3 separate regions of the Homo sapiens genome follow, and all the other regions are linked to region 2. Evidence: chromatin contacts called from ENCODE Hi-C or POLR2A ChIA-PET data. All regions are on one chromosome and are shown on one strand. Each heading gives the region's core, a stretch centred on a gene start or an enhancer-like site at or near the end of the contact. The rest is flanking DNA. Distances are from core to core; before and after follow the strand shown. Region 1 holds the start of C11orf91 (chromosome 11 open reading frame 91). Region 2 holds the start of COMMD9 (COMM domain containing 9). Region 3 holds the start of FBXO3 (F-box protein 3).

Region 1 (3,955 bases), core at 1,112-3,611, 2.6 Mb before region 2:
GGTCTTCAGTCCTTGTAACTTTTCGTCTTTTAGCGCCTTCAGGAATGTGTCTGCAGGAGAGCAAAACAAACTTAGCCGTAATAGAGATAAGGGCTTTTCCTAACACTTCCAAAGCAAACTCTTGGGAAGCAACTGTGCTTCCTCGACCCTAAAACTCCATTTGTGATCCAAGATGGGAGAGAAAAAAACAAAAAACTGAAAACTCTGACTGTAAAAACATGTAACTGGTTCTGACTGTACATGCAACACATCCAGTTACATGTGTTTTTACAGTCAGAGTTGCTAAGTCCTGGATTTCTTCTTCTTCTAATTTTTTTTTTTTTTTTTTTTTTTTGAGAGGGAGTCTCACTCTTTCACCCAGGTTGGAGTGCAGTGGCACAATCTTGGCTTACTGCAACCTCGGCCTCCTGGGTTCAAGCGATTCTCCTGCCTCATCCTCCCGAGTAGATGAGATTACAAATGTGTGCCACCAAGCCCGGCTCATTTTTGTATTTTAGTAGAGACAGGGTTTTACCATGTTGGTCAGGCTGGTCCTCAATGATCCTCTTGTTGGTCAGGCTCCTGACCTCAAATGATCCACCCGCATTGGCCCCCCCAAAGTGCTGAGATTACAAGTGCCAGCCACCACACCCGGCCCCTGGATTTCTTAACTATGTATTCGGTTAAGATTTCTTAACTATGAATACATAGTATTATGTATGTATTCATAGTTAAGAAATCCAGGACTTAGCAAAGCCCAGTTTTTCTAGGGACTGTCTTCCTTCCATGGCTATGAGAAAGGGTGCATTACAGTGTGTCTGATGAACTGAAGACCATTTCCATGGCCACACGGACCTAAGCATTTAGGTTATTTCATACTTCCCTTCTCTGTGTGGCAGGGGAAGCCAACTTAAGCCGTTATATACGATAGTTGGAATGATCTTTTTAGAACTATCTGCCCTTCTCCAGTGGTCAAGGACAAGCCTTAGCCAAAACAAGTGATGGGAAAGACAAAGTCTGCAGGACAACCTACCGCTACTGAAAGTTCTACTTTGCAATAGGTCCTTCTTGGAGTACAAGGCATTTAACAACTTTACCCTCCAACAGGGAGGAGTCATTCAGCTCGTAGGCTGAGGGATCCTGCCCGCATCAGCACACGTGGTCCAGAGCCCTAAGACTTCAGACGTAAGACCAGATATCAGCCCAGGATCCTGGTGAGAGAACTACCGGCGCCAAGGCCACAGAGTCCCAGGGGGGCTGCCCCCCAGCATTGAGAAGTGGAGTGTCCCAAAGCTGCCCTGGAAACGGCCTTGGGCCTTGTGGTTCTTGCACAACTCCCACCTCCCCCTACAGACAACTGACAGTCACCTTACTTCACCTTCCCCCCATGGAGAGCCCCGGTTTAGGACCGAACATTAAAGCTTAGGGACTGTCTGTGGTGGGTGGAGCTCCAGAGTACAGGGTAGGAGGATGACTGTGCAGGAGGATTAAAGTTCAGGACGGGGTGGTGGCGGATGGAGTTCCAGGTGTGGAGGCTCAGAGTCCAGATGACCCAAAGGGTTTAGGACGGAGGGAGGATGGAGTTTGGGACTAAGAGGCTCATGAAGTTCAGATCTGTGGTGGGGGGAGGAGTCGGTTAAGTCCAGGATAAGGGAGTCTGGGTGCTAGGGGATAGATTTTGGATCTGGGACTACTGGGGGCTGGAGTCAAACCAGGCTACATTTCGGGTCGGGGCACGGAGCCAAGGAGGGAGCTAGGGCAGGCTAAGGCTGGGCTCGGTGGCCCTGGCGAGGTCACGCACAGCTCTGGGAGTCGAAGCCGTCCCCAGTGATGGTGAGCAACTCCAGCTCCTTAATCCGGATCTCCAGCTCGCAGAGCTCCTCCGGGTGGGAGGCAGAGGCGAGCCTGGGGGTCGAGGGGCAGGGGACCAGGGGCGAGGCAACCACCTCAGGCCCCGGCGGCGGTGAGTAGAAGAAGCGCAGAGGCTCGTAGGGGATGGAGGCCAGGCCGGAGGGCCAGGGCGAGGGCCAGGGGCGCTCGCTGGAGGGACCCAGGCCGGGTGGTGGCGGGGGCGGGGGCGCCGGGGCGGGGAGCGCCTGGGACAGGGACCGGGCCCCCGCCGCCCCGCCCACTGGCGCCCCGCCCGCCTTCAGCGGCACGAAGAGCTTCTTCCAGATGTTGAAGTCGCTGAGCGGGGACGAGGAGATGCCGCGGTCGTACAGGGACGGGAAATAGAGGGGCGGAGCCGACCGCTGGCTCATGGTGGGGCTGTGGCTGCCGCGCCGCCCCTTTGGCATCGTTTGAATGAGGGTCTGCGTGGGAGGAACCCCGCGCCGGGAGACGCGCGCTCAGGCCCCGAGTCGCCGGGGTTTCGAGGTTCCACAAGCCCCGCCCCGATGGAGCGCGGCCCCACCCTTTCGCCTCAGCCCGGCCCCTAACAGGCGGGGTTCCAAAGCCCGGACGACCACGTCCCGGAACGCGGCCCCGCCCACCTCGGCTGGCCGCACCCCGCAGTTAGAAAGCCACGCCCCCTGGCTCGCCTCGCCTCGCCTCCCGTCCCTCGACTCCGCCCACCGCCTCGCTCTTGCTCTGCGACCCCGCTGGCTTCCGTTGTCATATCCCAGCATACCCTCATCCAGAACAGGCAGCGGGCCAGGGCTGCAGAAGAAAGCTTACTTCAGGCTTCCTCTCTTTCTCCCATGAGGGAGAAAAGTATTTCCTAGAAACCTGGCCCCTGCACCAGCAGACTTACCTCATTGCCTCACTGGCCGCGCCCACAGCAAAGAAGTCTGAGAAAATCAGTGTCTGATTTTTCATCCACTACTGTGGGAGGCAGACAAAGGAGAAGAGGATTGATTGGGAATGGCTGTTAGAGCCAACCTATGTATCTGCCAAACGTTAGCAGTGTTGAGGAAGATTCTAGAAAAGGGGATCCTCATCTGGTTTGTAATAGACCTGAAGGAGTGTTTTCAGTGAAATGCAGTTTAGTTCTCTTCCAAACACAGATATCACCAGGAGCTAACAGGCAACGAGCTAACCACCAAAAGGAAATCCTGTCCGCCCTACCTCAAATACTTCACCCATTGCTTATGAGCGATTTGGACATTTTGTCCAAAGGACATGACAGCTCATTTATGTGAGTAACCTGTATTAGCCATAGACTGAGGGGAAATAACTAATACATTTTCTTGAGAGCCTCTGCCTAATGATCACTGGTATGACTAGTGATGGGTGGAGGGCAGTTAAAGAGTCAGTATCAGCTTCACAAGTTAAATATATATATGCATATGTATCTGCACACACAGTGCAAAGTGTGTGTGTGTGTGTGTGTGTGTGTGTAGCAGCAAAGTGGAGAGAGTCAGATATTCAAGCTGGGTAGCCTTGGACAAGTTGCTTGACTTTTAAGTAGGTTTTCCATAAAATAGAAATAAGAAAACCAGGCTGCCTCATAGGGTTGTGATCAAACAGAAGACGGAACAGTGTGTGTGTGAAACACTTGAACTTGGACACTTTGTCCAAACACAAGAGGCAGCTGTCCCTACTAAGGGGCATGTCTGAAACTGGGAAGCTTTTTCTTCCCACACTGAGCTTCCCACACTTAGTTGTCACACGCAGTATTTGCTCTCTGACTTTGGCAGCCACCCATCATTGTTTATTCATACAAGTGATCACTAGGCTGAGGCTCTCAAGAAAATGTATTTCCCCTCAGTCTATGGCTAATACAGGCCATGTGCGATAGCTCAGCACCCAGCCTGTAATCCCAGCACTCTGGGAGTCTGAGGTGGGATCTCTTGAGGCCAAGAGTTTGAGAACAGCCAGGGGCAACATAGCGAGATTCTGTCTCTATAAAATAATTTAAAAAATTAACCAGGTGTGGTGGCATTTGCCTGGAGCCACTCAGGAGCTGAAGTGGGAGGATTTCTTGAACCAAGGAGGCTGAGGTTGAGGCTGCAGTGAGCCACAATCATAGCACTGC
Region 2 (4,532 bases), core at 2,007-4,506:
ATGAGTTTAGCAAGTTTGCATGTAGAAGATAAACATACATAAATCAGTTGTATTTCTATTTATTAACAATGAACATGTGGACACTAAAATTAAAAATACGGGCTGGGCATGGTGGCTCACATCTATAATCCCAGCACTTTGGGAGGCCAAGGCTGGTGGATCACTTGTGGCCAGGAGTTCAAGACCAGCCTGGCCAACGTGGGGAAACCCTGTCTCTACTAAAAATACAAAAAAAAAAAAAAAAAAGAAAGAAAGAAAGAAAGAAAGAAAAGAAAAAAAAAATCAGCCTGGAGGGGTGGTGGGCACCTGTAGTCCTAGCTACTTGGTAGACTGAGGCATGAGAATCCCTTGAACCCAGGAGGTGGAAGTTGCAGTGAGCTGAGATCATGCCACTGAACTGTAGCCTGGGCCACAGAGCGAGACTCTCTCAAAACAAACAAACAAACAAACAAACCAAAAAAAACCAAAACCATTTGCAATTGCTCAAAAAATGAAATACAGGATGTGCATGCTGAAAACTACACAGTACAACACTGTTGGACAATCATTACATGGAATACCACTCAGCAATAAAAAGGAAAGAACTATTGATACACACAACATGGATGAAAATTAGGCTGAGTGAAAAAAGTCAATCTCAGAAGGTTACTTACTGTATTATTCCATTTATACGGCATTCTTGAAATGACAAAATTAGAGAAATGAATAACGCCAAAGGTTAAGGAGAGTGTGGCTATTCATGAGGAATCTTTGTGGTGGTGGAAATGTTTTGTATTTTGACTGTCAATATCAATACTTTTGACATTAGGTATTGACATCCATTTATCCTTTACCCAATTTCCCCTATGCAGAACCATACATAATAGTAAGTATGCTATATATGTATACTACATACTATGTATATCGCGTAGTATGTATACTACATACTATGTATATCGCGTAGTATGTATACTACATACTATGTATATCGCGTAGTATGTATACTACATACTATGTATATCGCGTAGTATGTATACTACATACTATGTATATCGCGTAGTATGTATACTACATACTATGTATATCGCGTAGTATGTATACTACATACTATGTATATCGCGTAGTATGTATACTACATACTATGTATATCGCGTAGTATGTATACTACATACTATGTATATCGCGTAGTATGTATACTACATACTATGTATATCGCGTAGTATGTATACTACATACTATGTATATCGCGTAGTATGTATACTACATACTATGTATATCGTGTAGTATGTATACTCTATATTATATACATACTATACATAATAGTATATATACTATATTATGTATAGTTCCGCAGAATCCTGCAGAACTGAGGGAAACTGAGTAAAGGATAAATGGGATCTCTCTATATTATTTCTTACAACTACATATGGATTTATAATTATCTCATAATAAAAAGTCTAAGTATTTTTTTAAAAAAAGAAAAGAAAGTACACAGGACAGTAGCAATGAAAATCAATGAACTACTGCTACATAATGGTGAGCAAAAGAAGCCAGGCATAAAAAAAAAGTATATGCTGTATTATTCCATTTATGTTAAGTTCAAACATGGGCAATATTAAATGAATTGTATCAGAAGCAAACATAGAGGTTACCATTGGGGAAGAAAGTGAGGAAGCAAAGAAAGGGCGAAAGGGGGACTTCTGGGGTACTGGTAACATTTCATTTTTTGACTTTGGTGGTGGTTACATTGGTGTGTAATAAATCATTTAACTGTAAATGTATGGTTTATGCACTTTTCTGTATGTATACTACACACTAATCTTTTAAAGTTTTTAAAAGAAAAGAGTGCATAAGACCAACAGGTATAGGGGCGGGGGTAGGTACAGAGCAGCCAAAATGAAGGTGAAAAGGCACTGGGTTGGGAGCTGAGAGCCCTAGATTGCCAGTCCCAGCTCTGTTACTTCATTTATTAATTCATTTAACAGCTATTTACTGAGCACGTGCTGTGTGCCAGGTATTATTGTTCTACTTATTGGGCATTAACACTTGTGAACAAAAGAGTAGATCCCCTTAGGAGTGGAGAATGCTAATGAACACTGAGAAGGCAATTAAAAAATAAATAAGTAAAACAAAACAGAGACTATTACATGGACCGATGATGATGATGTGCCATAAATTGAGGAGAGTAACTCAACCCTCTTCACCTGGTGTTTAAAAAAAAAAAAAAAGAGAGAGGAAGAAAGGAAAGGTCCCTGATGGATCTTACATTCTTATGAGACAGACGGACAACGGGCAAATAGCTAGCGACAAGTTCTACGAAGGAAAATAAAGCTGCCCTTTCTCCTACAGGGCAAATCATAAGTTAAATAATTCCGGCCAGGCGCGGTGGCTCACGCCTGTAATCCCAACACTTTGGAAGGCGGAGGCGAGTGGATCACGCGGTCAGGAGTTCAAGACCAGCCTGGCCAAGATGTTGAAACCCCGTCTCTACTAAAAATACATAAATTTGCCAGGCTTGGTGGCGGGCGCCTGTAATCCCAGCTACTCGGAAGGCTGAGGCATAGAATTGCTTGAACTCGGGGGGCGGAGGTTGCAGTGAGCCGAGATTGCGCCACTGCTCTCCAGCCTGGACAACAGAGCTAGACTCCGTCTCAAATAATAATAATACTTCATTTGAGCTTTACAAAGCCCTATGAAGTAGGTCCCTTTCAACCTCACAACTTTTCAAATGATTATCAGGAGTATGTCCTGCCCCTTTCGCAGGTCAAAGAGAGTAGGGAAAATCTGGACCTCAAGGGAACATTGAACGCACAGGTCATTCGGAGGGCTGGGCAGACGCAGTAGGAGATAATTTCTTAATTGTGCAATGCAGGAGGGGCTACGGGATGAAATGGGGAACTGACAACGTGGGTCTAGCAATTACCACTTCAATGCACCAATACCGAAAACCAATCCCAAAGACTAATAGCAGGAGGTTGTACTGCGCCTTCATGCCCATTATTTTATTTTTTTTTATCTTACGTTCCTGTCAAAACGATATTTTGTTCTTACTTTTTAAAAGCTCAGAAAGACGCAACGATTTGCCTGGGATCACACAGAGAACAAGCAGCAGAGTTGTGGCTCCAAACCAGGGTCAATTTGTTCCCAATTCCTGCTCCGTCTAAAGTCTCGGAGACAAAGGGCCACCTCACGCTGTCCCCACCCCTTCGACTTACCTTGAGCAGGCTCTGGAGTGCTGCAAAATGCTCCGCTGTCAGGGCAGCCATCTTGCCGAAGTCACATGACCGTGGCACCCAGGGAAGCGAGGTCACGTGGCTGTCGCTGTTGTCGCGGGGCCTGCCGGGGGCTGTAGTCCTTCAGAGTGGGGGAAGGCGTTTCGGTTGTGGTGCTGCGGCAGTGAGCGCGGATCAAGACGGACGCGGCGGCTGGATGACTAAACCCCGAGACTCTAGAACCAAAGGACTAGGGGGACCAGGGCGGAGGATGGTTTACTCGGGGAGGAAATTGGCTTGACTTGTCTACTTACCAAGTCAGGGAAACAGGTTTTCCCTTGACCCATGTGGGTGGGCTGGCGCACTTGGGGAATGCACCTGCAAGCTTGGCAGGCGCCTTGGAAACGTAGTTGTTCAGGAGTGATCGGCGTACCAGTGTTTGGAATGAAAATGAGGCTGTGCATATCGGGCTTCTTGGAATTGACACACACACATGCACACATCCTGTCTTGAATGTAAAATTACTTCTGCGTATATAGTTTTTCAGCCTATGTAGTAGGTTGGAGCTGGTATTATTAGTATTATCCAGATTGGGAAATAATCATTTAGGGTTTTTAGTAACTTTCCCATAGTCATAGAGAAGATCTGATTACAAGAGCAGGTGAGGAAGTGTTTGGGAGAGGGGACAAGAGAGGAATGGAATGAAAGCTACTACCTAGCTAGGTTCTTGTTATACGGGGGTGAGATGGGGGAGGAGGTTAATGGAAATGATTTAGTTCATTTATTCAAAAAGGTAATTATAATGAATATAATTGTAAAGAGTGATTTTGCACTGGCAGTACTGGACTCTGATTTGCCCTGTTCTCAGAGACCGTACATCAAAACAGACATTTCCTTTATCTACCTTTAGTATTTGGGTGGCTCTTTTCTTTTCCTACCCTCCACTTTTTTTTAAGCAAATTCCAGCTCAAAAAATGGGTTCTGATATATTCGAGCTTAAGAAAGAATGCCCATTTGTGAAATTCCAGAAATTGGTAAGCTGCTAAGGACATTTGTTCCTTTGTCTCCTCTCCTCCCCCTTCCCCTTCCCCGACTCCATTTTCTGTGGGGATGTTGTCAAGGCCCAGGAAACCAAAAATCAAATTGTCTAAGGAGGAACCCATTCCTGGATTAGAAGATTTTAGAACCATTTTGTCACAGGGTCCTGATTCTAGCTCTCTTTCTTGGCCTCTCTTTTCCATGAACCCTCATGGCCTGATTCCTGGTTTCTGTTATAACTCAATGTAGGTTCTAGGTTTAACTCCTGCCTGTATCTATAGGGCTGGGCCCATTGTCTTGGGT
Region 3 (4,315 bases), core at 1,446-3,945, 2.5 Mb before region 2:
TTCCATACCCTCTTCTTGATTCCTGTCCCTCCACTGCCCTAGGAGCTAAATGACATAAAAGAATCTGGAATATGCATGAAAGATGAATTCAATGCACATCGAGAGTGAAAACTACTGTTCTAGAGATTCTGATCCAGTCGGTTTGGACTGAGATCTGTACCTCAGGCATCTGTATGTTTAAAAAGTGCCACAGGCCATTCTGATGCACAGGTCATTCTGACGCACAGTGTGGCATTTATTCACTCCATTTCAGAATAAATCACTCTGAAATGGAGAGGGTATCAGATCATCTCAATTCAAACTAGGCAACTGATGCTACATGATTCCAGTGTACTAATCCAATCCAACCCAATCCAGTTCAGCAAATAATACCAAAAACTTCAGAGCTTATCACTAGACTAGACCCTTGACAAAATTGGGCTGTATGGTGCAGGAAAAAAGCTGCAATACACTGGATACTTTTCTGTAGATAAAATTCAAATGGTATTCAACTCAATTTATTTCCACAGACATTTACAGAGGGATCATGTCACTTCTGTTTAAAATTGTGATTACTACCTAAAGCATTTAAAGTAAACTCTTACTTCCTCACCTTGGTTCCCAAGGTCCTGCATGATCTCACCACCCTCATCTCATCACTGTCTGTGAGTCACTCCCTACCTCCAGCAACGCCAGCCTTCTGTATCTTCCACCAGGCCATGCTGTTGAACAGTACCGTTCAGCAGTCCCGTCAATCTCTGAACATACTTTTCCCTCTGCCAGAACTGCATATGCCCTGCTTCATATATGGCAGCTCCTTCCGATTTGATCACTTCTCACTTCCTATTCCTTAACAGAGCAATCTATTTCCTTCACAGCACTTAGTACCTCTTGCAATTATGCGCTTGCCCACTGGACTGTAAGCTCCATAAGAGTTGCCTTATCTGCGTTGTTCACTACTGTACCCTCAACACTTAACAGACTGGCACATAGCAAGCCCTCGGGGAAAAAAAAATCTTTGAATAGGAAGATAAGCAAGGCAGCCCTTACAATCAAGAAGCACGCCATCTACCTGACATGGCAAATCAATTCTGCAGGAAGAAGGTAGAGAGGGCATCTTCTCCACCTTGCCAAGTTGAGAAGAGGTAGGCAAGGCATTCCAGGCAAGGTCGAGAGCTTGAGCCACAGGAAAAAAAAAAAAAAAGAAAGTGCAAGTGTGTTGTATGCTGGCAGAGGTCTGATTTGGTTAGAATGGATGGTGCAAATGTGATAGTGGTGGAGAAATAAGTCCTGGAGGACCTTAGATATACAAGCCAGATGATAAGAGCTTTCAATGCCCCAGAAGTTTAGGTTATAGTCTATAAACATAGGGGTGTCACAGGTTTTAAGGAGAATGACAACCAGATGTGTCTTGGAAAGATTACTCTGGCAGCAATCAAAAGTTGGAGACTGTTAGTTAAATTGTAAGTATTTTCTAGAAAAATAAAATTGCTAGCAGGTACAGGTAGCGACCAGTACAGGTAGTGACCAAAAACTTGAGGTATCTCTCTATCACCACTTAGCTAGGCCAACAACTATCTGTAGCTCCAAGAAATCTGTATTTATAAAAAGACCTCTAATAACACAGGGCACAATCATCAAATGGCTAGAATCTAATGGTTAATCCAAACACAAAACAAATCTCGCCCACCTATCCTAAGAGGGCGACTTTGCATCCTCTGCAAATATATACGGTAGCACAGGAAACTCACAGCCATGCCACCCCCTGTCAAGGGTGTAAACAATCCTGACAGCTGGGGGGCGGGCTGGCAGCGCCATTTCTTCCACCACCCCAGACAGTCCCAAGTTCTGAAGAAACTGGGCATTGAACCACCCTTATCAGCAACCGGTGTTTATTTCTGGAACAGATGCTAGTAATGTGGGAAACCCAAGGTGTCCAGGAGAAAAGATAGTCACCGGTATGGCATCACCGGAAGTCAGTACCAAAACATAAAATCCAACATCGAACCGTAAGGAGCAATGCTGACAGCAAAACAATTCTCACGCACTGAAGTCCGAAAGTGAGCCCGGACAGCGATTCTGGCGCTGGGGAAGTCGCGCCAGGGGAGTAAGGGGTTGCCTATCTTCTCCTCTCGCTCACCCACCTGCCCACCCCGGCGCCAGACTCCGCAGGCCCCGGACCCAGCAGAGAAGAGCGCCTGGCCGGGACAGGGGCTTTTACACAGCAGCAGGGACTGACCCCAACCGGGCGGGCACCTGCGGGGCCAGCGGGGGTCCGCGGAGCGCGGCGGTGCGGCACGAGGGCCACTACCTCCTTCTCTTGCAAGTGGGCCTCACCGAGGCCTGGGAGAGAGATATCTCGTCGCTTCTCATACCTGGGCCCAGGACAGGAGGAAGACTCAGGGCGAGGCCCTTTCCGCCCCCGTCTCGCCCCGGTCCCCGGTGGCTCCGCAGGATGAGGGCGGCCCTGGCGTCACCTTCTGGTGTCGCGGAAGCTCGGGTCCTGTCAGCGGCCCCGACCCCCTTTCCCCCTGCCTCACCGCCTCCTCTCCCCATGCCCCCACCCCTGCCATGCGTGTCGTCCCATTACTTGATTAGATCCCGATAGTCCAAAAAGGATAAGATGAGGAGCAGGGGATCGGTGGGCAGCGACTCTAGGGTCAGCGGCGCCGTCTCGGTCTCCATGGCCGCCATCTTGCCTGGCCCGGTGCAGGTCTGGCCCCGCCCTGGCCCCGCCCCTGCCCCGCCCCCACCAGCGCCCGAACCGCCCCCAGCCGCTCTCACAGGTTTGTTATGTAACCGCCGGGCCAGCCCCGCCCTCAGGGTGGGCTGAGGTGCGGCTCCCTGGAGACCCCGCCCGCTAGCCGGGAGCCAGCGGCGCAGTGCGAGTTCAGCCCGCTTTCTTCGCGCTCCGCGTCAAATCTCTCCAGCTCTGTTCTCGCATCCCGGTTCGTAAACTTGCCCAGCCCGGGACCCTTTTGTTGCCAAATCTGCCTCGGTCTGCCCAACTCCTCCTGCGAAATTTTACACTCAGTATGCAGGAAGCCTCGCTCAAAATCTGACACTCCTCCACGCCCTTGGTCCCCAAATCCATTCCTTCTCTTTGTTTTCCAACCCGAGAACCCCTCGTTTTCCCCGCTCAGCCTTCCCCACCCCGCTTGTCCCCCGCACACAGCAGGGCCGCTCCGAGACTTGTCCACTCAGCAAGAGCAGAGCTGAGAATCAGCCAGGGACGCCAGCTGAAGGCCCTTCTCCCAAATTAAGGAAATAATTGTTGAGGGCTTAACTTCACGCCCCTCCCCGCCTTCCTAAGTAAAATGTGTACAAGGAGTGAGTCTGAGTCTCAGCCGCTGTCCCTTAATTTGGTTATCATGGCTATTTTCAGCCTATTAGGGCAATGCAAAGGGTACAGTGTGGATTTTTTCCAGCTTTAAAATTTATTTTGGCCAGGGTTTAGATCCCGCAGAGTTAAGTATCCCGCGTGTGAAGGGATGAACTGAGACTCCCAGAGGGCATAACTGATGGAGGCACGAAGATGTCTGCTCTTCAGCTTTGCCAAGGTGATATTAAAATGAGAGTGGGGGAAGTATAATGGGTCCATACATCACTTGCCTGATTTCTTCTTTTCCATTGCTTTTCCAAAGGTAGTATGGTGTAAGGGGCTTTGGGGAATCCAGACAGACCTGGACTTCACACGCCCGTCATTTATTTCACTACTAGTGAAATGCTGGCGTAGTTACGCCTAAGTTCTCTGAGACTGTCCCTCATCTCTAAAACCACCCCTCCTCTGGTGAACTAAGGATGGCGATAACGCTTTATGTAAAGTGCCTGGCCAGATACTCAATAAATGTTAATTTTCCAAGCTTATACATGCATCAGTCACTAAGTTCTCCAAACATTTCCATATCCTGGAGAAAGTTTCTCTCAATTATTTGGAAGAGTGGAAGTGATATGCCCCGCCCCAAAAAAATCCATTTCCTCCATTCTTCATACCATTAATGCCTTCTATTTATGGTTTTGCTTAATAGTTATAACCCCTGCCACCCAGCCAACAAAACAGAACAACAGCAACAAAAAACTCTGCCTACATCTCTGTGCTTCCAAATTGTTTATGCATATGCTTAGAAGAACATTTATTGAATTGGATTTCAAGTACTTGTTCTGTGTCTCTCTCGTCAAACTGTAAACTCTCAGTCTGACTCATCTTTCTAATTTCAGGGCTTAGCAAGTTATTCAACAACTAGAAAGTTTAAATTCAGGTTGAATGGATGAATGAAGACAGAATAATCATTTCTGTTTACAAGGGAACCATACCTTTTTACATAGACAAATGCTT

Evidence for each region. A loop is a pair of places that touch in the nucleus more often than their neighbours do. ChIA-PET counts read pairs that join two places held with the same protein, here RNA polymerase II (POLR2A). Pooled maps may share reads with other maps.
Region 1: a map of B cell shows a loop between it and region 2 (21-fold over the local background). The contact joins the promoter of C11orf91 here to the promoter of COMMD9 in region 2. A Hi-C loop is called at or near these places in 2 of 168 maps with a recorded cell type or tissue (B cell and naive thymus-derived CD4-positive, alpha-beta T cell) and 5 of 50 pooled maps.
Region 3: a map of naive thymus-derived CD4-positive, alpha-beta T cell shows a loop between it and region 2 (9-fold over the local background). The contact joins the promoter of FBXO3 here to the promoter of COMMD9 in region 2. A Hi-C loop is called at or near these places in 1 of 168 maps with a recorded cell type or tissue (naive thymus-derived CD4-positive, alpha-beta T cell) and 6 of 50 pooled maps. POLR2A ChIA-PET finds 5 or more read pairs at or near these places in 1 of 52 experiments (activated T-cell).

What each region holds. Positions count from the first base shown.
Region 1 is chr11:33,698,465-33,702,419 of GRCh38, forward strand. C11orf91 (chromosome 11 open reading frame 91) reads right to left here and starts at 2,362. Exons shown (of 2, transcript NM_001166692.2): 1 at 1,781-2,362; 2 at 1-50. The coding sequence starts at 2,276. RefSeq lists silencers at 2,028-2,117, 2,298-2,537.
Region 2 is chr11:36,286,168-36,290,699 of GRCh38, forward strand. It overlaps COMMD9 (COMM domain containing 9), which reads right to left and starts at 3,257. Exons shown (of 6, transcript NM_014186.4): 1 at 3,195-3,257. The coding sequence starts at 3,245. RefSeq lists enhancers at 2,619-3,321, 3,158-3,407.
Region 3 is chr11:33,771,825-33,776,139 of GRCh38, forward strand. It overlaps FBXO3 (F-box protein 3), which reads right to left and starts at 2,696. Exons shown (of 11, transcript NM_012175.4): 1 at 2,570-2,696. The coding sequence starts at 2,673. It overlaps FBXO3-DT (FBXO3 divergent transcript), which reads left to right and starts at 2,875. Exons shown (of 3, transcript NR_120550.1): 1 at 2,875-2,927; 2 at 3,430-3,539; 3 at 3,624-3,846. RefSeq lists silencers at 539-833, 2,159-2,228, 2,689-2,788 and an enhancer at 1,710-2,210.